2 separate regions of the Homo sapiens genome follow, and region 1 is linked to region 2. Evidence: chromatin loops called from intact Hi-C (ENCODE). Cell type or tissue: mammary epithelial cell. All regions are shown on one strand. Each heading gives the region's core, and the rest is flanking DNA. Links, peaks and the distances in the headings are about the cores only.

What was found. Hi-C counts contacts between places; a loop is a spot of excess contacts. Peaks named below come from ENCODE experiments on the same cell type or tissue, not always from the same donor. Only the 100,000 strongest peaks of a DNase experiment are listed, where the experiment ranks them.
Region 1: a loop joins it to region 2, with 6 times the contacts of the local background. A loop is called at or near these places in 5 of 110 quality-filtered maps.

What each region holds. Positions count from the first base shown.
Region 1 is chr3:72,939,102-72,951,770 of GRCh38, forward strand. All of the region lies in intron 3 of GXYLT2 (glucoside xylosyltransferase 2), which reads left to right. Among named protein-coding and RNA genes, the nearest start is that of PPP4R2, 51 kb to the right of the region's middle. RefSeq lists an enhancer at 11,674-11,803. In mammary epithelial cell, for the core only: no CTCF peak of the experiment used is centred there; a DNase peak (open chromatin) is centred at 6,530.
Region 2 is chr3:73,489,225-73,501,893 of GRCh38, forward strand. All of the region lies in intron 3 of PDZRN3 (PDZ domain containing ring finger 3), which reads right to left. Among named protein-coding and RNA genes, the nearest start is that of PDZRN3-AS1, 130 kb to the right of the region's middle. RefSeq lists an enhancer at 10,271-10,350. In mammary epithelial cell, for the core only: no CTCF peak of the experiment used is centred there; no DNase peak of the experiment used is centred there.

The sequences.
Region 1 (12,669 bases), core at 3,066-11,065, 550 kb before region 2:
GCCACCCCATTTTAAGGTAATAATTTAACAAAATGAGCAATCTTAAAATCTCAGATTAAAACAGTGTGGAACACTACTTAAGAATGCATATTTATTTTATTACAAACTCCCAATTATATATATATTTTAAAACAGAAAAGATCATGACCAGCCTGGCCAACATGGTGAAACCCTGTCTCTACTAAAAATACAAAAATTAGCCGGGCGTGGTGGCACCCAGCTACCTGGGAGGCTGAGGCAGGAGAATTATTTGAACCCAGGAGGCAGAGGTTGCAGTGAGCCGAGATCACACCACTGCACTCCAGCCTGGGTGACAGAGCAAGACTTTCAAAAACAACAACAACTACAACAACAAAACAGAAAAGGAAGCATTATATAGCAACATTATTTTCCAAGTATTCATTATTCTCTAAACTATCTTAAACTATTTCAAGAATATCAAAGAGGATACTTGAGAATATGCAGCATCAAACAGAATGTTCTTTGTTGTCTGCACACATAAAATTAAAGGGAAGTATCTCAAAGTAGACAATTAGAAAGTATGGCATGTATAGTATGATTCTATAGGTAGTCTTTTCTTTCCTTTTTTTTTTTTTTAAACATGGGTCTCAGTCTGTCGCCCAGGCTGGAGTGCAGTGGTGCTATCAGAGCTCACTGCAGCCTCAACCTCCCCAGGCTCAGGTGATTCCCTCACCTCAGCCTCCTGAGTAGCTGAGACTACAGGCATGCACCACCACACCTGGCTAATTTTTGTATTTTTTGTAGAGATAAGGTTTTGCCATGTTGCCCAGGCTATTCTTGAACTCCTAGGCTCAAGCAATCCACTCCGCCTGCCTTGGCCTCCCAGAGTGCTAGGATTACAGACTTGAGCCACTGCACTCAGCCAGTATTTTTTAAATGCAAAGAAATGGCCAGGCGCTGTGGCTCACACCTTTAATCCCAGCTACCTGGGAGGCTGAGGCAGGAGGATTGCCTAAGCCCAGGAGGTGGAGGCTGCAATGAGCCATGATTGTGTCACTGTACTCCAGCCTGGGTGACAGAACAAGACCTTACCTCAAAAAAGTAAATAAAATGAAAATGCAAAAATGTATGTGTTCGTGTGTGTTTATAAACATTTACACATACAACCATTTATTCGGTAATATTTATTGAGCCTCAGTTATGTGACTGGCCCTAGAAGTATGACTGTGAATAAGATATCCAAATATCCTAATCTCATGGAGCTTATATCCAAGTCAGAAAAGAATGACAAAAAGCAAGTAAATTAGTTAATTTCAGGCAGTAATAAGAATTACAGAAAAAAGAGTTTAAAGAGTGATGGATTGATTGAGTTGAGATCTGACTTCCTGGCCATATGAAGACCCCATGGAACAGACTGGGATGAGGTTCACTGTTAATGTTGGTTAATTCTGAAGAGAGAGCGGGGGTTGGTTATGGGGGTTTGGAGTGGTGGTGTGGTGAGGATAAGGACAGGTAAAGAGCAACTTGAACTTACTCTGTTGATTGCTGAATTGTTTGTATGTTTTTACAACACACATGCATGAATTTGTGTATTGTGGAATTCAGACAACTCGTGTTTTGTTTGTTTGTTTGTTTCTGAGACAGGGTCTCCCTCTGTCATCCAGGCTAGAGTGCAGTGGTGCAATCATGGCTCATTGCAGCCTCCACCTCCTGAGCTCAGAGGACCCTCCTGTCTCAGCCTCCTGAGTAGCTGGAATTACCCACCCAAACTACCACACCTGACTAATTTTTTAATTTTTTGTAAAGATTGGATCTGTATGTTGCCCAGGCTGGAACTGAACTCCTGGCCTCAAGCAATACTCCCACCTCGGTCTCCCAAAGTGCTGGGATTACAGGCATGAGCCACCGCACTGGCCCAATTTTTAAAAATAGTAAACCAGTAAGAAAGAGAAAAAAGACAAAGAGCATCAGAGCTTTACGTAATGTATGCAAGCTATCTGTTCACATTTGCAAAGACATTCGCATGCACCAGAAGTACAGAGCCGTGAAGGTATAGGCCTCTTTCTGACCATGTGTTCTGGGTCTGCATGTATTTACAATTAAGACAAAAAATAAAGGTGGCAATGATAATAGAGAAAAGGGTTATTATATTATCCTGTTTACTCATCTCCCTGCTACATGTGTCTCTATTCTCCTGTTACTACTCCTGCATTTTTGGTTTTTGAATGCTATCCTCATCAGATGGATTCTGGCCCAGAATCCTCCTAGAGTCCCTGTTGCAGAGTCAAGTCCAGGCCTCTGGGCCTGATGTTGAGGGCCCTTTGCATTCTGAGTTTACATACTAACTTTCAGCATTATTCCAAGTCATGAATTTCCCATTCCAGCCACTCTAGTGTGTGTCACTCTTTCCCAGATGCTGTGCACATTACCCTCTGCCATACTGTTGCCTGGAGACAATAACCTGGCCATTCTACGCCCCTACCTCCAGCCTCACTTATTAAAATCACACCTAGTAATCTTAGCCCAACACCCTAGTAATCTAAGCTCAGAATTCTCTTTGCCTTTAACAAATTATTTCTCACAGGCAGACACACACACACATACACACATGCCCGCACAGTCCTGAGATCAGTGTCAATGTGGACTCATGTTTTTTTAAATAAATATATAGGTACAGATAAGTAAAGAAGTAATTATGGATACTCAACATCTGTGAAAAAAAGGAAAAGATAAAAATAAGAAAAAGAAGTAATTATGGATATGTATGTATACATGGGTTTGTATACATACATGTATTTCCTAGCTCTGTCTACTGTTAGGAGGCTAGAAGCAGTGACACCTGAGTAGCAATGAACACACCTAGCACCTAGATATTGGTTTCTGAATTCCATCCTCCAAAGGAACCCAGGGCTCCTGGGAGAACTGTTCATTCCTGGCTGAAGGCAGGGAAAATGCAAGATGCCCCTGGAGTTAACCTTATGGTGCCAGAAGGTAAGGATGTGCTAAAAAATATTTTTTAATAATAAAAATAATTTTTAAAAGGAGGGGGTTCATATTGGAAGAGGTAGGAGCCAACCTGAAAGAGCTCCAAATGACTTGAGCTGGAACAACTTGAGCAACAAAATAAATAATGATAGTATTTAATTATAACACTTAAAATAATTTTTCATAAGTCCACACCAATCTAAATAAATAACTGAATTAAAAAAATAAATACATAACTGAATAAATAAATAAATAAATGGAGAAAAATCACACCTCTTCCTTATAGAAAATTCCAGTTAATACATGTAGAAAGAAGGAGGCAAATAGAAAATCATTGTTAGAGCACCATAGTAATAATTACTGCGGGTAAGATCTACCTGTGAATGCTAAAATTAAGGAGTGAAAGTTTAACCAGAAACATGATATTTGTATGATTTTTAAAGTATCTCCTCCAAAATATTTAGTAAAGAAAAAGGGGAAATCCTTAGTTGACTGTGGAGAATATTGTCAGACTCCACCTTTGCCAAGCAATCAAGACTGATATCACTTGGCCCGGTCAACATCGTATATGCCCAGGCGTGTTTCACCTCTGTTCTTCCCAATAAAGCATAACCTCAATCTAAACATGCGAAAACATCAGACACCCAAATTGAGGGACTTTGTTCTAAATAACCGGCCAGTGTTTTCAAAGCTGTCCAGGTTATAAAAAAAAAAAAAAAGGAAAGGCTGAGAAATTGTTACAGATTGGAGGAGACTAAGGAGATGTGACAAATAAATTCAGTGTTTGGATCTTGGAACTGAAAGAGGAGATTTGTGGAAAAACTGGTGACATCTGAATAAGTTCTTTAGTTTATTTAGTAGTATTTATACCAGGGTTAATTTCTTAGATTTGATTACTGTTCTCTTGTTATGTAAGATGTTAACACAAGAGAAAGCTGAGTGAAGAATATATGGGAACTCTCTGAACTTTTTACACCTCTTCTGTAAATTTAAAATGATCTCACAATAAAAAATTTAAAAACACAGCCAGACACAGTGGGTGAAAATCAGCACAGTCAAGCAGCTTTGACAACACATTTTACCCAAAGAGATGTGTGTTTCAGAAATGATGGATGCTTCAAAAAGGAAAAGGGGGAAAAAGGAGGACAGGGACCTCATATAATTACAGAAATTAAGTATTATCTTGGAATAACTTCTCAAAATGTATTTGGCTTAAGGAAGTGAAAATTTACAAAGATAAAAATGGGTGAATAAATACAATAGAGTACACATAAAGCAATCTTTATTTTAACTGAAAAAATGCAGTAATGGTATCTGTATTTCTCTTTTTCCTTTTTTTTTTTTTTGGAGACAGGGTCTCCCTCTGTTGCCCAGGCTGGAGTGCAGTGGCATGAACATGCCTCACTCTAGACTTGATCTCCTGAGCTCAAGTGATCCTCCCTCCTCAGCCTCCCGAGTAGCTGGGACCACAGGCACGCCCCACCACGCCTGGCTAACTTTTTATTTTTTTGTAGAGATGGGGTTTCACCATGTTGCCCAGGCTGGTCTGGAACTCCTGGCCTCAAGTGATCCTCCTGCCTTGGCCTCCCAAAGTGCTGGGATTACAGGCGTGATTACAGCACCCAGCCTCTTTTTCCTGTTCTTTATTATGATAAATAGAAATCACATAAAATGTACCATTTTAACCATATCTAAGTGTCCAGTTCTGTGGCATTAAGGACAGACACACTGTTGTGCTAAAATGTTTGCATCTTCCCGAGCTGAAACTAGTGTCTGTATTGCTTGCACCTTTCCATTGAGAGCATCATTTTTTTTTTTTAGAGGTGGAGCCTTGCTATGTTGCCCAGGCTAGTCTCAAACTCCTGGGCTCAAGCTGTCCTCCCATTTTGGCCTTCCAAAGTGCTGGGATTACAGGCGTGAGCCACCATGCCTGGCTGGGAGCATCATTTCTTTAGTTATAATTTGATTTTTTATACATCAAGACTGTGACTTTCTGATTCTGTATAGATTAATAGTTGATATTTTCATTATATTCAAGTCTTTTTGTTTGTTTGTTTAAAGACAGGGTCTCTTTCTCTCACCCAGGCTGGAGTGCAGTAGTGTGATCATAGTTCACTGCAGCCTCAACCTCCTGGGTTCAAGCAATCCTCCTGCCTCAGCCTCCCAAGTAGCTAGGACCACAGGCACATGTCACCACACCTGGCTCTTTTTTTTTCTTTTTTTTTTTGAGACTGTCTGGCTCTGTTGCCCAGGCTGGAGTGCAGTGACACAATCTCAGTTTACTGCAACCTCCAACTCCCAGGTTCAAGTGATTCTCCTGCCTCAGCCTCCCGAGTAGCTGGGATTACAAACGTGTGCCACCATGCCCAGCTAATTTTTGTATTTTTAGTGGAGATGGGGTTTCACCATCTTGGCCAGGCTGGTCTTGAACTCCTGACCTCGAGTGATCCGCCCGCCTCAGCCTCCAAAAGTGCTGGGAGTACACCGCACCCGGCCCCAGCTGTTTGTTTTTTATGTATGTAGGTGATATCTTCTCTTGGCACAAAAAGAGTGTTTCTCTTTTTCTTCTGAAACTGTTGTTTGCTCTTCTCTGTTTCCACCTCCTGAATTAATCCTCTTTAATATTTCCTCTCTCTCCTGATTATCAGCAGGCTCATTTTCCAAAGTTTCCCTCTCTGAAATTCACTTCTGCTTGAATCTGAATGACAACTTTGTCTTTGCTTCTGTTCTTTTCCTCCCCTAGCTCTCTTTCTAGCCCTTTAGTTTGCAGGGCATTTTCGAAATGCATGAGAGGTAAGGAAGTGGAATGATGTGCGTAGCAACCTAGCTGTCTTGTCAACAGAGGCCTAGAGGGTGACGTCCCAGACATGCAAGCAAAAGCAGGATATTCCCGTGATTGGCAATGCAGTGGTTTTCCTTCATGAACTTGAGTCTTCTGCACTTCATTTGTTCACAGATCTTCTCGTCACTTAGAACCTGTCCTTCTCTTCTACAATCAGCCTCAAAGCGTATTTAAAATTATAGTGGTTATCCATCCTGGCTAACACGGTGAAACCCTGTCTCTACTAAAACTACAAAAAAAAAAAAAAAATCAGCCGGGTGTGGTGGCAGGCGCCTGTAGTCCCTGCTACTAAGGAGGCTGAGGCAGGAGAATGGTGTGAACCCGGGAGGCGGAGCTTGCAGCGAGCTGAGATCGCGCCACTGCACTCCAGCCTGGGCGACTGAGCAAGACTCCATCTCAAAAAATAAAAAAATAAAAATAAAATAAAATAATAGTGTTTCTGAGTGAGCTCAACAGTTGAATTCCTTAGCTTGTGTAAATATTTATTGGATGCCTAGCATATATTATGTCAGGCATGGGCCAGGCACACAGACTTTAGATGTTACCTAGATACAGAAGATCCCAGCCCTCAAGGGGTTTCTATTCTAGTTAGAGGAGGCAAGCAACAGATGAGAAAATAATTTAACCAAAGGCCATTGACTGTGAGACATGACGGAAGGAAGGAAGTCGGGTGGTATGATGAAGAGAAAATGGAAGGAAGGAAGGGGGAGCCCTCTGGGAAAATCTTTCTAAGAAGGGATGAGTCAGACCTGAGTGTTCAAGAATAATGAGTGAAGTGCTCTGCCTGGCATTTGGGAAGCATTTGGTGACACTTCACCAGCAGGCCTGGGAAGTTGCTTATCATGAACAGCAGGAGCTCCCTGAAGCTTTACCTGCAGTCTCAGGGAAAGAGGGCAGAATGCGCAGTGACTGCTAATTCACCTACATCAGCAGATATGATTGGGAAGCATTAATTTTCACACTAATCACAGTTTTAATACTGCACTAATCACAGTTTTAGTACTTTAGGCAATGATCAAAAACAAGAGTTCACAAACCTAGAAACTGACTAAAGCATCAGGGGCAATACATGTATTTCATAATCAATAAAGATGCCATTTCTTTTGGCTGGGTGTGGTGGCTCACACCTGTAATACCAGCACTTTTGGAGGCCAAGATGGGAGGGTTGCTTGAGCTCAGGAGTTTGAGATCAATCCGGGCAACATAGCGAGACCTTGTCTCTCCAAAAAATTTAAAAATTAGCTAGGCCTGATGATATATGCCTGCGGTCCCAGCTACTGGAGAGGCTGAGATGGGAGGGTCAGCTGAACCCAGGAAGTTGAGGCTGCAGTGAGCCACGATTGTGACACTGCACTCCAGCCTGGGTGACAGAGCAAGACCCTGTCTGAAAAAAAAAAAAAAAAAAAAAAAAAAAAGGATGTCATTTTAAAGTACATTTGAGGGCCTTATCATCTTAATGAACTTAGGAAATAAAGTGAGAGAGAAGACATCCCAGTCGTAGAGAAGACTAAGTCATTCCAGAAGGCATGTCTTAGTTCAGGCGGCAAGAACACAAGACCATAAGTTAGGTAGCTTATAAACAACAGAAATTTACTTCTCGGTTCCAGAGGCTGGGAAGTCTAAGATAAAGGCACCAAAAGATTGATTCAGCATCTGTCTGGTGAGGACCTGCTTCCTGATTCATAGATGGTGCCTTCTCACCGTGTCCTCCTGTGGTGGAAGGGGTGAGAGAGCTCTCCGAGGCCTTCTTTATAAGGGTGCTAATCCTATTCGTGAGGGCTCCACCCTTATAACCTTATCACCTTTTAGGACTCTACCTCTTAATACCATCACCTTGTGGGTTAAGATTTTAACATATGAACTTGGGGGAAACATAAACATTTAGTCCATGATAAGATGATTCCTTTGTTAAATTAGAAATTTATAGCTTTAATTTTGTTTTTATTTGTTTAAGAGACAGGTCTCCATCTGTTGCCTAGGCCTCTGTGCAGTGGTGTGATCATAGCTCACTGCAGCCTCAAACTCCAGGGCTCAAATGATCCTCCCACTTCAGCCTCCGAAGTAGCTAGGACTACAGGTGCACAGTACCACACCCAGCTACTTTATTACTATTATTGCTATTATTACTATTATTAATATTATTGAAGAGATGAGGCCTTACTACATGGCCCAGGCTGTTTTCAAACTCCTGGCCTCAAGCGATCCTCCCACCTCCTGCTCCCAAAGTGCCCGATGAGCTACCACACCTGGCCTATTGTTTCAATTTTGTGTTTTCTTTCTGACAGAGGGGACTTAAATATTTGTTTCTATCTAAGCAAAGACAAAGATAGAAACAAATATTTAAGCGCATCTCAGATAGAGAAGACCCTGGCTGTAGACGGGGAGAGAATTAGGAGCTCATTGGCTTTCTATTAGGATTATTTAGCTCCCTATCCACTGCTGACTTTGACGGTAATAGAGCAGTAATGAAAGGTGTAAGGCCCTGGAGCCAAAAAAAAATGGATTGTGCTACGCGGTGGAGGAACACTGGTGACAGCAAACTAAGTTGGAGAGGTAGACGGAGTGTGTATATCCTATGGAGCCTTTCATAGACTATGGTACAGGTGTGACTATTTGAAATGCAGTGAAGACCGGGCACAGTGGCTCACACCTGTAATCCCAGCACTTTGGGAGGTGGAGATGGGTGGATCACTTGAGGTCAGGAGTTCTAGACCAGCCTAGCCAACATGGTGAAACCTTGCCTCTACTAAAAATGCAAAAAAGTAGCCAAGTGTGGTGGTGGGCACCTGTGTTCCCAGCTACTCAGGAAGCTGAGGCAGGAGAATCGCTTGAACCCAGGAGGCGGAGGTTGCAGTGAGCCAAGGTCACACCATTGCACTTCCAGCCTGGGCAACAGGAGCAAAACTCCATCTCTAAAAAAAAAGAAAGAAATGCAGTGAAAGGCCTTGGAGGGGTTTGAGGATAAAAGTAGGATGATTTATTGTAGGTTTTTGTTTTTGTTTCAAAGCCCTCTGGACATTGCATAACGATGTAAGGATCAACCCATCAGGAAGGCGTAACCATCTCAAATGAGTGTACACTTCATAACAAAGCTTCCAGTTCCACGAAGCAAAAACATTCCTAGACAAATAGAGAAAAAGATAAATTCACAGAGTTGGAGATTCCAACATTCCTCTTTTAATAACTAACTATCATTAGTGGGAAAATGATTAATGATTCCCTAATTATACCTGTTGATATAAATGAATTTGCAGTAACTCCACATTTCTCCATCCCTTTTTCTTTGTGTCTGGATGTAAAGCTCCATGGAGCTCGTGAAAACCAGTGAGGATATAGAAGACCTTGACAACACTATCAACCAAGTGACCTCATCAACAGCTATAGCATTTATAGACTACTCCTCCCAGCAACTGCAGCATAAACTTTTTTTTATCAAATGTACAGGGAACATTCACCAAGATAGGCCGTATCCTGGGCCATAAAACAAGTCTCAGTCAATTCGAAAAGATGGCAATCCTGCAGTGTGCTCCCTGACTACAAGGGAGTTAACTTAGAAGTGGATAACAAAAAGATATCTGGAAAATTCCAAATATTTGGAAATTAAACAAGACACTTGTACAGAACTGATGGGTTGAAGAACAAGTCACAATGGAAATTAAAAATCCCGGGCCAGGCGCAGTGGCTCACGCCTGTAATCCCAGCACTTTGGGAGGCCAAGGCGGGTGGATCACGAGGTCATGAGATCGAGACCATCCTGGCCAACATGGTGAAACCCCGTCTCTACTGAAAATACAAAAATTAGCTGGGCGTGGTGGTGGGCGCCTGTAATCCCAGCTACTTGGGAGGCTGAGGCAGGAGAATGGCTTGAACCTGGGAGGTGGAGGTTGCAGTGCGCCAAGATCATGCCACTGCACTCCAGCCTGGTGACAGAGCAAGATTCTGTCTCAAAAAAAAAAAAAAAAAAAAATCCCTTTGACTGCTCTGTGAGGAGTGGATTGGAGGGGGCAAGTGCAGACACAGGGAGCCCAGGGAACAGAACTTTACAGAATTCTAGGAGAACTGTCATGGTGCCTTGGACTTCGGGTGAGGAAGCAGAGAAGGAGAGAAATGGACAGACTCAGACATTTTGGAGGTAGAGCCTGTGTGACTTGCTGAGGATTGGATGCGGGCAGTATGGGTAGGCGAGGAAGCAAGGATGACCTAGAGGTGTCTGGGTCAAGTCATTGAACATATCTTCCTGTTGCTCTCAGGATTAAGTCCAAATTTGTCAACATAGTTCCTGATCGGGCACCTGCCCACTTGGACAGCCTGATCTCTCACCCCTCCTCCCACTGTAAACTCCAGCCCTGGAGCAACTGGCAGTCCTCCCTTTGCCATGCCCTCTCTTTTCACATGCTCTTCCATGTTTGCCCTGCTCTCCGCTTATTTATCTCTTAGCTTAGATGTCACTTCTGCTGGGAAGCTTTCCTTACTTTTCCTCCAGCCTGGCTTAAGGGCTCTGCTTTGTGCTTCTGTGCTAACCTTCTCATCATCACTTTGCTTTGCCCCTTTTCTGTCTCCCCCATTAAAGCTCCTGTGAACAGGGAATATGTATCATTCTTTCTTTCTTTTTCTTTTTTTTTTTTTTTTTTTTTTTTTTTTGAGATGGAGTCTTGCTCCATCACCAGGCTGGAGTGCCATGGGGCGATCTCAGCTGACTGCAACCTCCGCCTCCCGGGTTCAGGCGATTCTCCTGCCTCAGCCTCCGGAGTAGCTGAGACCACAGGCACGTGACACCATGCCCAGCCAACTTTTCTTGTATTTTTAGTAGAGATGGGGTCTCACCACGTTGGCCAGGATGGTCTTTATGTCTTGACCTCATGATCCGCTCGCCTTAGCCTCCCAAAGTGCTGGGACTACAGGTGTGAGCCACAGTGCCCGGCCTCATTCTTTCATTACTACTACTACCATAGCCAGTTGCTGGTTACCTGGGCTGTCAGTCAGGAAACCTAGCCCTCATGAGAGTGGGATGAGAATAAGATCACATAGCATTTATTGAGTCCTTGCTGTGTGTGTGCCAGGGGCTTCACACACATCATCTCATTTAATCATCCTGGCAGCATTATGAAATGGGTTATCAATCCCATTTACAGGAAGAGGAAACTGAGACTTAGAATGCTTAAGCAGGCCAGGCATGTAATCCCAGCACTTTGGGAGGCCAAGGCAGGAGGATGACTTGAGCCCAGGAGTTCAAGACCAACCTGGCAACAAACCAAGAGCCTGTCTCTACAAAAAAACAAAAAAATTAGCAGCTGGGCACAGTGGCTTACACCTGTAATCCCAGGACTTTGGGAGGCTGAGGCGGGCGAATCACTTGAGGTCAGGAGTTCAAGACCAGCCTGGCCAACATGGTGAAACCTCGTCTCTAATAAAAATACAAAAATTAGCCAGGTATGGTGTCACAGACCTGTAATCCCAGCTACTCCAGACGTTGAGGCAGGAGAATCGCTTGAACCCAGGAGGCAGAGGTTGCAGTGAGCCGAGATCACGCCATTGCACTCCAGCCCAGGCGACAGTGCGAGACTTCATCTCAAAAAAAGAAAAAAGAAAAAATTAGCTGGCCGCGGTAACTCATGCCTGTGGACCCAGCTACACAGGAGGCTGATATGAGAGGAACACTTGAGCCTAGGAGGTCAAGGCTCAGTGAGCTATGATTGCACCACTGCACTCCAACCTGGGTGACAGAGTGAAACCCTGTCTAAAAAAAAAAAATGGGCCAAAAGAGCTTGTTCAAGATCACATAGTTAGTGGTGGAAATGGAATTTGAACGTAGGTTGCCAGATTTCAAACCTAAAACTTTTAACCACCAAGTCATACTGTCAAACTCAGACTAGAATTACAACAAATTGAAAATGAATTTGAAGGTGCACTGGTGAGCCCCTGATCGTCTTGCTGCCCATGGCCAGTCTTTGGCTCACACTTGGTGCAGATGGCTGAGCAGGGTTCACTGGAGGTGGGTGCCCAGGTTAGGGTGGTGCATGGAGCAGGAGCAGGAAGATCCATTACATTATAGCCAGCAGCATCGGGTACAGAGTACTATTGTGTGCTGCCTTTTAACCCCGCCCCTCACTCTAAAAAAACAAAGGCCTCATTGCTAGTGCTGGCTAATTTCCATAAAGGAATTAGAATGGCTAATTTTATATCCTTTCGATAAATATCCCACATCCCATTATAACATGGCCAACAATGATCCTCTTCAAATTAATACCAGCAGTAATTGCTGCAGAATTAGCCTCTAGAGATGCAATGTTATCAAAAAGTGATTTTTTTTTTGGTCTTTTGTTTTTTCAGATAAAGAGTAAAAAGTCCTTATGTACTTATTTTCAGTCCAGGTACTGAGTGGATCATATTAGGAAGGTTCAAAAACTTCATTGCACTGCTTGACTCTGACTACATAAAAGGCTTTTTGTGGTTGACACGTGTTTTGAAGTGCTGTGAGCATTGATGCGAATGGTAACTAATTATACTTGACATTTTAAAAGCGAAAACACAGAGACTTCTTACAAAACCACTATTTATTGAGTACTTACTATGTGCCAGCCACTGTACTGAGTACTTCGTGGGTTTCATTTCACTGCATCCTTTTAACAACTTGGGTGGGTGGTAAACTGAGGAACTTGTCTGAAGTCACGAGGGTATTACCTCAGGCTGCCAAGACTTGAACTCAGGAATACCAGACTCACGATTCTTAAGTGCTGTTTTCTCACATTTCTCTGAGATGTACCCTTAGGGCTACTTTTGTGTGTTCCTTTGAAATATGATCTACATACCAAAATGAGCATGCTGAAACTTTAAATGCTTAGTTTAAGAAGCAGTCAATATTCAGAATTCTTCCTAATTTT
Region 2 (12,669 bases), core at 2,327-10,326:
GCAAATAGCAGGACAGGGAGACAGAAAGATCATGAAAGAAAAGGAAAAGCTTTATATTTTCATATCTTTAATGGTACCTTTTCCTGCTTTTTCAAACAACGGATCCCCATATTTTCATTTTGCACTGGTCCCTGCAAATTATGTGGCTGATCCTGTTTAGCACTGTATCCTTAGCATCCAGTACAGAGTAGATACTCCAACTCTGCTGAAGAAAACCCTCTTTCTCCATTGTCTATCACAAATAGTGTAAGATAGTGAGAAGTGAGAGGAGGACTTCAGAGGAGTTGCCCTGCATAAGACTAAATACAACATCAAGGCTGTCCTAGCCATGCATATGGGCAGTTTCTTTTCTTTTTTTTTTTTTTTGAGATGGAGTCTCATTCTTTTACCCAAGCTGGAGTGCAGTGGCATGATTTCGGCTCACTGCAACCTCCGCCTCTTCGGTTCAAGCGATTCTCCTGCTTCAGCCTCCCCAGTAGCTGGAATTACAGGTGCCCACCACCATGCTGGGCTAATTTTTGTATTTTTAGTAGAGATGGTGTTTCATCAGTTGGCCAGGCTGGTCTCCAACTCCTGACCTCCAGTAATCTGCCTGCCTCAGCCTCCCAAAGTGCTGGGATTCCAGGCGTGAGCCACCACGCCCGGCCGGTAGTTTCAAATATTCTCACAGGCACCCAAAACGGTGATGGTTCAGAAGGTCTCTCAGGCATCTAAACCCACAAATGTGATTACAAAATAATGATCTGATTTTGTGAGTAGCTTGTGGAATCAGCCAAGTTACTTATAATCACATCTCTTTATGTGTGAATGTATGGATTGACTAAAAAATCCTCTGATGAACTGATTTTAATTGGTACGATCTGCTCTGCAGAAACTTAAAGACATTATTTTTTTCCAAACAACTAATTTTATCTTCACGCCCCAGCACACCTGCACCCCTGGTGGGGCACACCTCTCCCTCTGAAAGGTGGCAAAAGCAGCAGAGCCTGCTTTCCCTTGGGCTTAAAGGGAGCACCCCATACAGAATGCTTGCTTGGCTGAAGTTAATGCTGACCGTTCTGCTTTGGAGACCAACTCTCACTGCTGCACATGGAAACCCAAGACCATGTACGCCCACTACGAAGAGAAATCACACTGTGCTCCTGTTAGGATTCTTATTGATAATGTACAACCAGCACATTCTGACAGTTTTCAGCTCCATATTTGACTGAAAAAGCCTCCCAGCCCCTCTCAACACCCACTGCAAGAGCAGATCTTGCTCCTTTTGGGATGGGCATCTACATCACGGCAAATGTGGGCAACAGCCCCACAGCTGTATTTGTACCAAAGATCAAAGGTTTTTTTTCTTCACCCATTCTCCACCTATAAATTCAAATGTGAGCAATGGCAACAAAAATGGGGGGTATGGGCTTATTCTTTACTGCTGAATCAGCACAAAATCCCACTTAAGGGGAAAAGGCTGAACTATTCAGTCATAGTCACATAAAAATGACCTTTCTAATGAAGGCCTGGTTCTCTGGCAGGTAAGCAATGGCAGACCCCATGCCTGCCTCCTGAGTAAGGAATGCAGGCAGTGGCTACCGCTCCCTGTATCCCTGAACTTCAAAGGAATTCAAGTGACCTAGACCAGCTGGCTGCCAAAGAAAACAGTGTCCAAGGACTCCCTGGCCAGAGATAAGTGCAGGCACAGCAGTCCTTCAACGCACGGGGCTTCTATTTCCTGCCCCTCTCATGTTGAAACTGCAATATCAGGAGACAGCAAAAGCCTGCCAGGCAAGCCCTCCAAGTTCAGGGTCAGTTCAGCTCGCTCCAGGAAAGCTCAGGGAGGCTGCTGATTCCCAAAAGCCCCATTTGCTCAAGCTCATAAGTGCGACCCTCTGGCCTCCTGGCAGGCAGGCTGCATAAGCCCTTGTACCACGCAAGCTCCTGCTCAGGTTACAGAAACTCATATTTTAAATCGGTGAAGTTCTCTCTGGGGTGCTTAGGAAGAATTCTTGCAGCCCATGTCATTCCCTACTTCAGGGAGTGTACTAAGATTAGCCTATAAATGACTCAATGGTTCACCAGGGGCCCCTTTCATGGCCTCCCCCATGGAAGATGCAGCCAGGAGGGGAATCTTGATATCTGAATGCTTTTTGTACCACTCCTGGGTTCTGAGCTGGCTCTACTGGCCACAAACCTGCTTCTTGGAGCCCATTTCAAGAAGATGCAAATTTATATTGCCAGTTAGGTTTTGCATCCATTGCTCAAATGCAGATTTTAAACTGAGAGGAGTATGAGGTCATGGGAAGAAGAGCCCTTGTTAATTCAAGTAGACAGACTTCCAGTCAACAGGAAGAGCAAAAGAAAAACCTTGTGTGGAAGGTTCCTTTTTTTTTTTTAAGAAGCAGGGTCTTCAGGGTCTTGCTTTGTTGCCCAGGCTGGAGTGCAGTGACACAATCATAGCTCACTGCAGCCTTGAATTCCTGGACTCAAGCAATCCTCCCACCTCCTACAGAGTAGCTGAGACTACAGGTGCATACCACTGTGTATGGCTAATATTTAACTTATTTTTTATAGAGTTGGGGGGTCCCTTTTTGTTGTCTAGCCTGGTCTTGAACTCCTGGCTTCAAGCAATCCTCCTGCCTCAGCCTTCCAAAGCATTGGGATTACAGGCATGAGCGACCATGAAGCCAGAAGGTTCTTGATTGGACCAGAGGTGCAGGGTTCACACGTCTCAGGGTACTCCAAGGCTCTAGCAAGAAATGAATTTAGGGACCTCTGCCTTTGATATGTGCTTCTTCACACCCCACCCTCTCTAAAGGAAAAACACACAGACCACTGAAAAGAACACTCTTAAAAAGATTCTGAAAACTAGCAGTGAAGAAAGTTTCAACTAGTGCTTCTCATATTCTCTAACTGTAGAATCCCTTTCCTGAGCATATCAGGCCCCCAAACCAATTTCAAGGGGCCTCTGAAATTTCTAAATTGGTTTCCAAAATAAAATTATCAAAATATTTCACAGAAAAACCCAGATTTCTGTCTTCTCGTGCAAAAATGTGGATGTGCAGGCAGCTGTGGGCTTGTATCTCCTCCTGGGGATAACTAGGGCTCTGGAGTAGCTTATATCATAGGCTGGGCTGTGTGCCTGTGAGCTCGCTACGGTCCCTGGTCTCATTCCCTCTTGTCCTTTGCCTTCTTGGCCCTAGGGGGCATTTGAATTTATGACCCTTGCCTTGAATATGCTCTAAAAAATATGGGACTTAACAATTATCCAAAGCACACGTGAAGGGTATTCATTGGATGTCTGGGTGCATGGTGCTGTTCTCAGTGATCTGGGGCTGCAGAGGTGTTTAAGAACACCCCGCTTCACAGGAGCTTAGAGAAGGGTGAAAAGATAAGGCACATTCAGCAGAGAAGCACCCAAGGAGGCAGTGTGGTACTGAGGCCCTGCTGCTAAGCACTGGCATTTGGACAGCTAGACAGGAAGAAAGGGCTCTGCTGTTCCATAGGCCTGTGGGGTGACTACAGTTAACAGTACTGTGTATTTCAAAATGGCTAGGAGAAAGGATTTTGAATGTTCCCAGTGCAAATAAATGATAAATGGTTGAGGTGGTGGATATGCCAATTACCTAATCTGATCATTACATATTGTATGCATGTATTGAAATATCATATGTACCACATAAATATGTACAATTATTATGTATCAATTTTTAAAAATTAAAACAAAAATAAATGAGTACTCTTAGGGTTAGACTAGATGGAAGGCTTTTCAACCTTTTTTTTTTTTTTTTTTGGCCCTCCTTACACTTTGGAGACTCTTCCCTTATGTGAAATTTTATAAAGAATGAAATCTGAAGGAGGTGGGAGAGGGTATGTCCGGGCCCCCATCTCCTTGGTGTTCCCTTCTTATGCCATAATTTCTCCTTGGCCTCAGAGGCACCTTTACTGCAGGTGAGGGCTCTTTCAAGCCCAGATGGAGCCTCAATGGCCTGGGTGACACCCAAGGTCTCTCTAGACTCTTATGTTCTACCTGTCTTTCTGAAAGCCCCATGGAGTGGGGAGGACAGCCATGACATAGTAAGAAAAGGAGAATTCCCTAGCACCTGACTGAAAAAAATAACTGGGAAGAGAGACAGTGACAATACACAATACACATGACCTCACGTACATGGAGCACGGTGACCATGAACTGTAACATTAAGTATCACCTCAGAAGCATTCCAAACCTGGGTGACTGAGCGCCCCAGTAGATGAGGAGGAGCAGGAGGCTGTGTGGATGTTCACACACCGCCCCCACCTCCCCCAAGAAGATAAGCACTCATGGAAAATCAGAGAGACTGCAGACTCAAATCCCTGGTATCCCTGTAATGTGCACCTCTTGTTTCTGCCCGCCCTCATCCACTCTTGGTAATAGCTCATTTCCACTAGGGCAGCCATCCCTCCTCTCCTTCTCTCAACAGGGTTCCACTTAAGTTGATTCTATCACGACTAGTTTTAGTGATGAAGAGGTGCCTCAGGCCTGGCTAGTCAGATTGCTGATTGGTTAAGGGATGGCACATGCCCTAAACTGGGCCAATGGGTGACCTCCCTATGATTTTTGCTAGAATTATCAAGAAAAGGACTTGCTTTTAAGCAACCACTGGGATTGCTGGGCTGTGACAGGATCAATCTTGGCGGTGCTAGGGGCCACTTTCACCATGTTTGAGAAGAACGTGCCCCAAAACCAAGCCAACAGTGTTTAGCACAGCTAAGTAAATTGAAAGAGACCAATCAACGTTGGATGACCAGATTTGAATATTTGGCTCTAGCTGAGTCTCAAGCTAGATATCCTTGTATTTTTCCATTGCTTTAGCCAATGAATTGTCATTTGCTTTTCGCTATGTTTTGTTTTCTGCTGAGGCCAATTTGGGCTGGGCTTCTGACACATGCATTCCAGAGAGTCCTGCCCGATAGAATCTTTCTTCACTGACCACCACTGTAACAAGTTAGTTAAGTACCTCAAATTCATACTGAGCCTTTCTTACTACAAAACAAGATCAGAATCAGAGAATTAAGAAGTAGAAGGCCATTTACATTATCTCTGTAATAGTAGTTACACATCTTTAACACCACTCATTAGAAAACTAATTTTGGTCCATGTCCAAATCTAACCATTCCCTAAAATAACTCACTTTCATTGGTTAACTGTAAAGCTCAAGGAAGGACAGTCCTAACATATTTACATAAAGCTACTCCTGAAAAGTTGTGTGAATAAAATCTACATCTGCCTTATGGAAAGTCATTTGCTGTCATCCAAAACACCAATAAAGGAACTTATATACCTAGTATAAAATTTATCAAGAGAAATGTTCATAACTTACGGAAGAGTATTTGCCAAAAATAAGTTTCACCGCAATTGTATATAAATTGTTTTTATTGAAATAGAATATTTAAGAGCTGTTGGTTCTGGATATAATTCTTTCACTTCTTTAAAAAGCTTAATTTATTAAGTAATTTTTGCCTGCCTATGATCTTTTTCTTCTGCATTATTTGAAGGACACTTATGTAGTCTCAGTATCAAAAGATAATATCTAAAGAGCACACATAATTTTTTAGAGAATGAAAAACATGATTTCTGGTTCCTTAACTTTCCACAGTATAGAAGATATAGCTTACTTTTCCAACACCCAATCGAGAAAACATGTAACTTGAAGAGATAGTGTTACAAGGGAACAGAAAACCAAATAATGCATATTCTCACTTGTAAGTGGGAGCTAAACATTGGGTACTCGTGGACATAAACATGGCAACAGCAGACACTGGGGACTACTAGAGGGGGGACAGAGGAATGCAAATGCTGGAAAACTGCCTATGGGGTATTACTCACTATGTGGGTGACGGGATCAAGCATACCCCAAACCTCAGCATCACGCAATATGCCCATGTAACAATCACTTTACAAAATGTAACAATCACTTTACCCTGAAAAACAATCATTTTACAAAATCATTTATTGAAAAGCTTCTTTCGATAGCAAGATTCTTTCAGCAAGTGGTTTGCTTTTTAAAAGAATTTTTAATTATGGAAGTAAGAAACAAATATATTTTGCTTGTAAAAAAAAATTAGAACATGCTTAATATAGCTAAAATTCCTTTTGGTCATCTCCTCTTCCAAGGAGAAACCACTGACATCTACCTGGGGTATGCCCTCACAGATCTTTTCACTTACAGATTTATATTGATTCATGTATATGCATCTTCCCATAAATGCCATCAAACATCATGTATTATTTTGTAACTTTTTTTCCTCTGGACAGCATGTCTTAGAGACCTTTCTTATCCGTGCGCATATATTTGTCTTATTATTTTTAATTCTATACTTTATTTAATTATTCTGCTATTGATGGACACTTAGGATGTTTCTGATTGTCTTTTTCCCTATTACAAACAATGCTGCAATGAACATCGAGGCATAAGCCTCTTTACACACATAAGGCTAGAACTTCTCTAGGACTGATTTATGCTCACGTTTCCAGTGTTATAAAACACAAGGCAGACTTTTATGATATTGGCAATAGCAAAAATGCAGTGCCAAAGAAAGTTTATGTAAATGAAAGTTGTTTATTTTTCTCCACTTTTTAAGGATCAGATCACTCTTCTTGCTTTTCAAGAACTGCTATATCTTTAAGGAAGGTTGCCTAATTAAGATAGAAACCATAGCTGGTACTCAACATCGATTTTTTACTTGATCTAATTCCCTACCCTTCCCCCTATCCCCATCCCCCCTGCCAAGATTTTCAGCACCATATATCTGTTCTTAATTGATGTGTTAATTATAAGGATTATCTGTTCATCAAAGTACAGCCTGAAAGACTAAGTCTCAAGTCAAGATATGCACTTGAAAAAAAAAACTGCTCCATATTGATGGACTTCATTTATTTTTAAAGTGAAATGTATGATACATACAAAATAATGCACACACGGTATATACAGTACAAAGAATAAAAAATACCCTGTACCCATCATTTAACTTAAGAACATTTTCCAAGTTGTTGATGCCTATTGAGGGTTACAATCCAATTACCTCATTCTTTTTCTTCGGAGAGGTAAATATTCTGATTTTTATGTTTATCTTTCCTTTGATTCCTTATTAACACTTTATTATGGAAATTTTCAAATATATACGAACATAGAGAACTAACTTAATAAACTCTCATGTACCCAACACAATTTGAATGATTAATCAACATTTTGCCATTCTTGTTTCATATGTCAACTCGCCATTCTTTTTATTTCCTGGGTGTTTTTTTTAAAAGCAAATCCCAGAGACCATGTCATTTCACACAGAAATAATTTATAACGTATTTCTAAGTAAAGAGGACTTAAAAAAAAACAAAATTATAACTACAATGCTAATATCACATAACACAATTAGCAATTCTTTAATTTCATCTAACATCCATCCATATTCAAATTTCAACACACAAAAAGTCCTTTTATAGTTAGTAATAAAAAAGGTAAAAAAATTAAAAAGATACAAACCCAAGAAAACCCCACATTATTTAAAAAATATTTTACTTAAAGCTTTACCAGGTGGCCAATCCATCCCTCAAATTAGCAAACAATTGTAAGTTTTACTATGTAATCAATAGCTCGCTGACCATTACTAATTATATTCAAGGAAGCTAACTGAGGACACAGTTTCTTCCTCTCCCGTCCTGTATTTGGCCTTGTCTTCAGCAGAATCATTAACGTATGGGCACAGCAAATGGCAGGGTTTTGAGATTCGCACGTGTGCTGATGTGGTTAACAAATGAACTAAATTATATGGTGACTCTGATGTTAAAATGTGACTAATACACACTTTGGGCCTTATTTTCTATGCTTAAAAATAATTGGGTAAATACTACAGAGTATTTCGGTTTGGAGCTTGTTTATTTTGCTTTCTTTAAGACAGCATATGATTAATTTAAATGTGGCCATTCAGGAACATTTGCTTCCCTGTTCTGTCTGCTTTTTACACTCAGAACAGAAAAAAAAATGTACATTTGGAGAGCAGTAACACACATGCATTTTACAGGGAGACTTAGGTAAATGTGGAAACAGCTTCTGTGGGATTTTGGTCCTGCTTTTCTTGGTGTATTTATCAATAATGAAGAAAGCCATGAAAACTCATCTTTAAGCCAAATGATCAGATTTTTGTGAATTCAGCTACTTTAAAAAAATTTTTTTAACTTTTTTACTAATCAAAAGAGCTGGAATATCAGCTACTATTATAAAGCAAATGATTCATTATCACTGCTGATATTAGAGGTGCATCCTGATTTAAGAAAACTCAAAGTACAGAAAGGCTCAAGAATTAAAGGTGATTATTGCCATTGTAAAATTTTTTTTATTCTGGAAAATTCCAAACGTATATAAAAGTAGAGGACAGCGTCCTGAAACTCTACGTACCCATCACCCAGCTTAAACAGTTATCAACGTGTTAATCTTGTTTCAAATATACCTCAAATGGTTTTACAACAGGGACAGCACACAGCAACAGATTTGTCTCCATATATATCTAGGGATATAAGGGAGGAAAGAAAACTCATTTAGGGCCGGCACAGCGCCCCCCGTCCCCGCCCCCGCCAACAGCTCAGCGCAGTGATGGGGACGTAACAGGGGCACGACTCGAACCTCTGGGCCCACACCCACAAGAACCCCCCACCACTGCCCAAGGGAGAAGCACTTTAGGTATAGTATGCTGATAATTGAAGAGAGACCTGAAAGGGTGGTAGGGTCTGGGAAGATGCTGAGGTAACAACAGTTGAGCTTGCTGGTTCTAACTCCTTCCTCTCCTCTAGGCAGAGATCTGTTATATCTGAAGTTCCGCCAGAGAAGGTAAGGCCACAAATCCTGGTTATCTGCCTCTGTCATGTAGAGATACAAAAATCATCTTTCTCCCTCCCTCACTTTCCAGACATAGTAAGTCATCAATCCCTGTCACTCCACTTGAAAATACTTCCCAGACCCATCCCATTTTCTCCATCCTCCTGACTTGAGTTTCTATCTATCAAGTCCATCCACAGTGACTTTATGTGTATCCCGACTAACCTGAAAAGCTCCTGGCCTTCCCAGCTGGGATAAGTAGACATTCAGTGGTTAGTGTTGGGGGACAGTTGGTAGTATGTACCAAACTACCGCTGGCTCCAGTATCAAAAGAGAACACAGGACTCTAAGCACTGCTTTCACCAGAGTTAAACAACACCACCTAGGCATTTGAAAAATGGTCGAGTACTTTTTCCCTAACTGCAACATCAAAAACAATGAATTAATTGCTATTCCCTATAACCTAACGCTACCTTTTTGTGCTAGCAGGAGAAAGGGGGAGATGCTCCAAGCCCACAGTGATTCATAACTTTTTTTTTTTTTTGAGATGGAGTCTAGCTCTGTTGCCCAGGCTGGAGTGCAATGACACAATCTCGGCTCACTGCAACCTACGCCTCCTGGGTTCAAGCGATTCTCCTGCCCCAGCCTCCTGAGTAGCTGAGATTACAGGCACACGCCACCGCGCCTGGCTAATTTTTGTATATTTAGTAGAGACGGGGTTTCACATGTTGGTTAGGCTGGTTCTCGAACTCCTGACTTCGTGATCCACCTGCCTCAGCCTCCCAAAGTCCTGGGATTACAGGTGTGAGTCATCGTGCCTGGCCCGTATGTTAACTTTTTACAATACACACAGCATAGACCCAGATGCTGGCTGTGCGGGTCGCTGGTCAGGCTTGCTGCTTGTCTTCTGAGATACAAGCTGGGGTAGCAGGGTCCCAGCATAGGCAGAAACCAGGCTCTGTTCCTGCCTGAGAGACGAGGTTTAACCAGGAGATTCCCAGTGGCCGGTGACACCGCACGAAAGGGATAAACAACCACACGGCTGGTTCTTATGCTCCGTAATCACTCTGCTGAGTGTCCTGGATCCCTTACCACCTGCCAACAGCATGCCTCTTTCCTTGTCCCCTTCAGCAAATGCCAGGTGCCAGGCATTGCTCTGGGCACTGGTTACAAACATCAGTGAAGACCGGCGAGTCCTGATCTCATGGAGTTTTCATTTGTAATCCGTATAGTGTGATTAGGGAGCATCCATGACCAAATTATAAACCTACGAGGCCCAGGCTGGCCCCAGGTGACGCTGGTAACTCACATGGCCACACGCTGTGGTTTTCACACATGTAGGCTGAGCCATGAGCCGCTCCCCTCCCAGGCTCTCAGACCTGACTCACAGTCATCTCTGTCTCGAGTCCTTACACCAACTCACCACCTAAAACATATCTGAGGCATCTGCTACTATTCGTGTAAGGCTCCAGGGTGGATGCTCTAGATATTAACAACCACAAGTTCTGGATTTTCTGGAATGATCCTAATTCTGAAACTATTCTAGTCAATCGCTAGATAAGAAATCGATGAAATTTTAATATTGTGGCATCTAAATGACATCCTCTAAAATGCCCAAAGCCTGAGGTGGTGGTGGTGGTTGGGTCTTCTGTTAGATTACAAAAAGCAGTAAGGGGATCTGGGGAAGCTTCCCTGGCTCATACCTGGGTTTCCCACCTCCTAGTCGTATTTTCTTGGCAAGTTACATAATCTCTCCATGACATAACTTCCTTGCCTATAGTAAATGATGATAATGAAAGTACCTACCTCTACATTATTGTGATGATGAAATGAGTCAACATACAGAGCCTAGACCACAGCTGGCCACACAGAAAGCCTGGTGGATATTAGCTAATATTATTGTTGTGGTTGTTATTGCTATTTAGTGTTGAGGATTTCTTTCATTATTTGGAAAACCCCATCACCACAGGAATGGGGGTTACAAAGAAAGCCCTTGCTTTTTTTCCCCCACCTTCTAGACAGGGTCACACTATGTCACCCTGGATAGAATGCAATGGCGTGATCATGGCTAACCGCAGCCTTGATCTCATGGGTTCAAGTGATCCTCCGCCTCCCAAGTAGCTGGGACTACAGGCATATGCCACCACAGCTGGCTAATTTTTAAATTTTTTGTACAGACTGGGTCTCACTATATTGCCCAGGCTGGTATGGAACTCCTGGGCTCAAGCAATTCTCCAACCTCAGCCTCCTAAAGTGCTGGGATTATAGGCATGAGCCACTGTGCCTGGCTGTCCTTATTATTTATTATTATTTTTTTAATCTGTCACTAAGATTGAACTTGGCCTTTTAAAATGCTTTCTGATACTCCCCTCTCCAACCCCATTTCCACATGAGCTCTGCCACATTTCACTTTGGGCCCTGAATATTTCTGAGCTGAGTTGCCAGGACTGCTGAATGCTAATCACCATGGCTCCACTCTATATAAGTGTTGTTGCCAGAATAATCCTCTTAAAACACAGCCTTAACATGCTCTTTTCCTCCCAACAATGCCTTCTTGTTCTAGAGTGGATTAAGGGTAAAGCTCCTCATCTTTTTATGTTGGCATCTTACTAACCTAGCCTAGCCCACCTGCCAGTTCTCGCCTCCTCCCAAGCTGGGTCACCCCTTTAAACCACCTAAAAATTTATTCCAGGTCATTTCTACCTCTGTCCACCACACCAATGCCTTCTAAAGAAACCTCTTTTTCTCTCCAAAGCCTTCAATCTTAAGGCTTTCATTTCTTCACACAGCCTAACTGATCCACTGCTGCCTATGTGAATCTATCCACCAACTCTTCTGCTCATGTTGAGCTATATCATTTCTTTTTTTTTCTTACTTGGTGTTTTGCCTCCTACGTGCAAGTCTGGTCTCCCATGACAGACTCTAAAATTCTCAAGGGCAAGCATGGTGTCGTATATTCCTTGTTTTCCATCTTCTCTTCTCTTTCCCTACCAATGTCCGTGTAAGCAATTCAGAAATACTTGTAATTTTTGAAACTCTTTGCACAGCTTATCATTATAAACTCTTGCTAACATTTGGCCATAATTAATGAACCTGATTCGAGTCGCAAAATCCAAACACATAGCCACAGCTGTTGGGCTCTTAACAGCAGAACCAGTTTCCCCACTTGTTTTCCACCTTGGCTTAAAATCACATCCACTCCTCACCTGAGCTAGAGGCATCTCTCTGAGTCCTTTCCACTGTCAACTGGGACACGGGCTTTGGAGGTGATGCCCTCCATTCAGGATCTCATCTACTTTTAACATGTTCCTGGAGTTTGCTCATAGATTCTGTGGAATCTGTCTCTCCAACAGGGCACATCCATCCCATCTCCAGCTTCCCCCTTTCCCTATACAGGCCACTGTCATCACTCACCTTGACGACTGCAGACGACTCCTAACGATTCGACTGTCAGTCTTTCCCACTTCTAATCTAGCAATGGCTCATTCAACAAATACCTGCTGTGTGCCTACTATGTAAAAAGCATAAATAATAATGTTGGAAAGAAGTGGATGCAACGCGAGGCTCTCAGGGTGTCAAAGGAAAACCTCGTTAAACTTGGCTCTCTAGCTCCATATTTGGTGAGAATAAGGTGGGTGACATTGACATCCACATTCTAAAACAAGTCATTAGAAGGCCAGGTGTGGTGGCTCATACCTGTAATCCCAGCACTTTCAGAGGCTGAGGCGGGCAGATCACTTGAGGTCAGGAGTTCAAGAACAGCCTGGCCAACATGGTGAAACCCCATCTCTGCTAAAAATACAAAAAATTAGCCGGGTATGTTGGTACACACCTG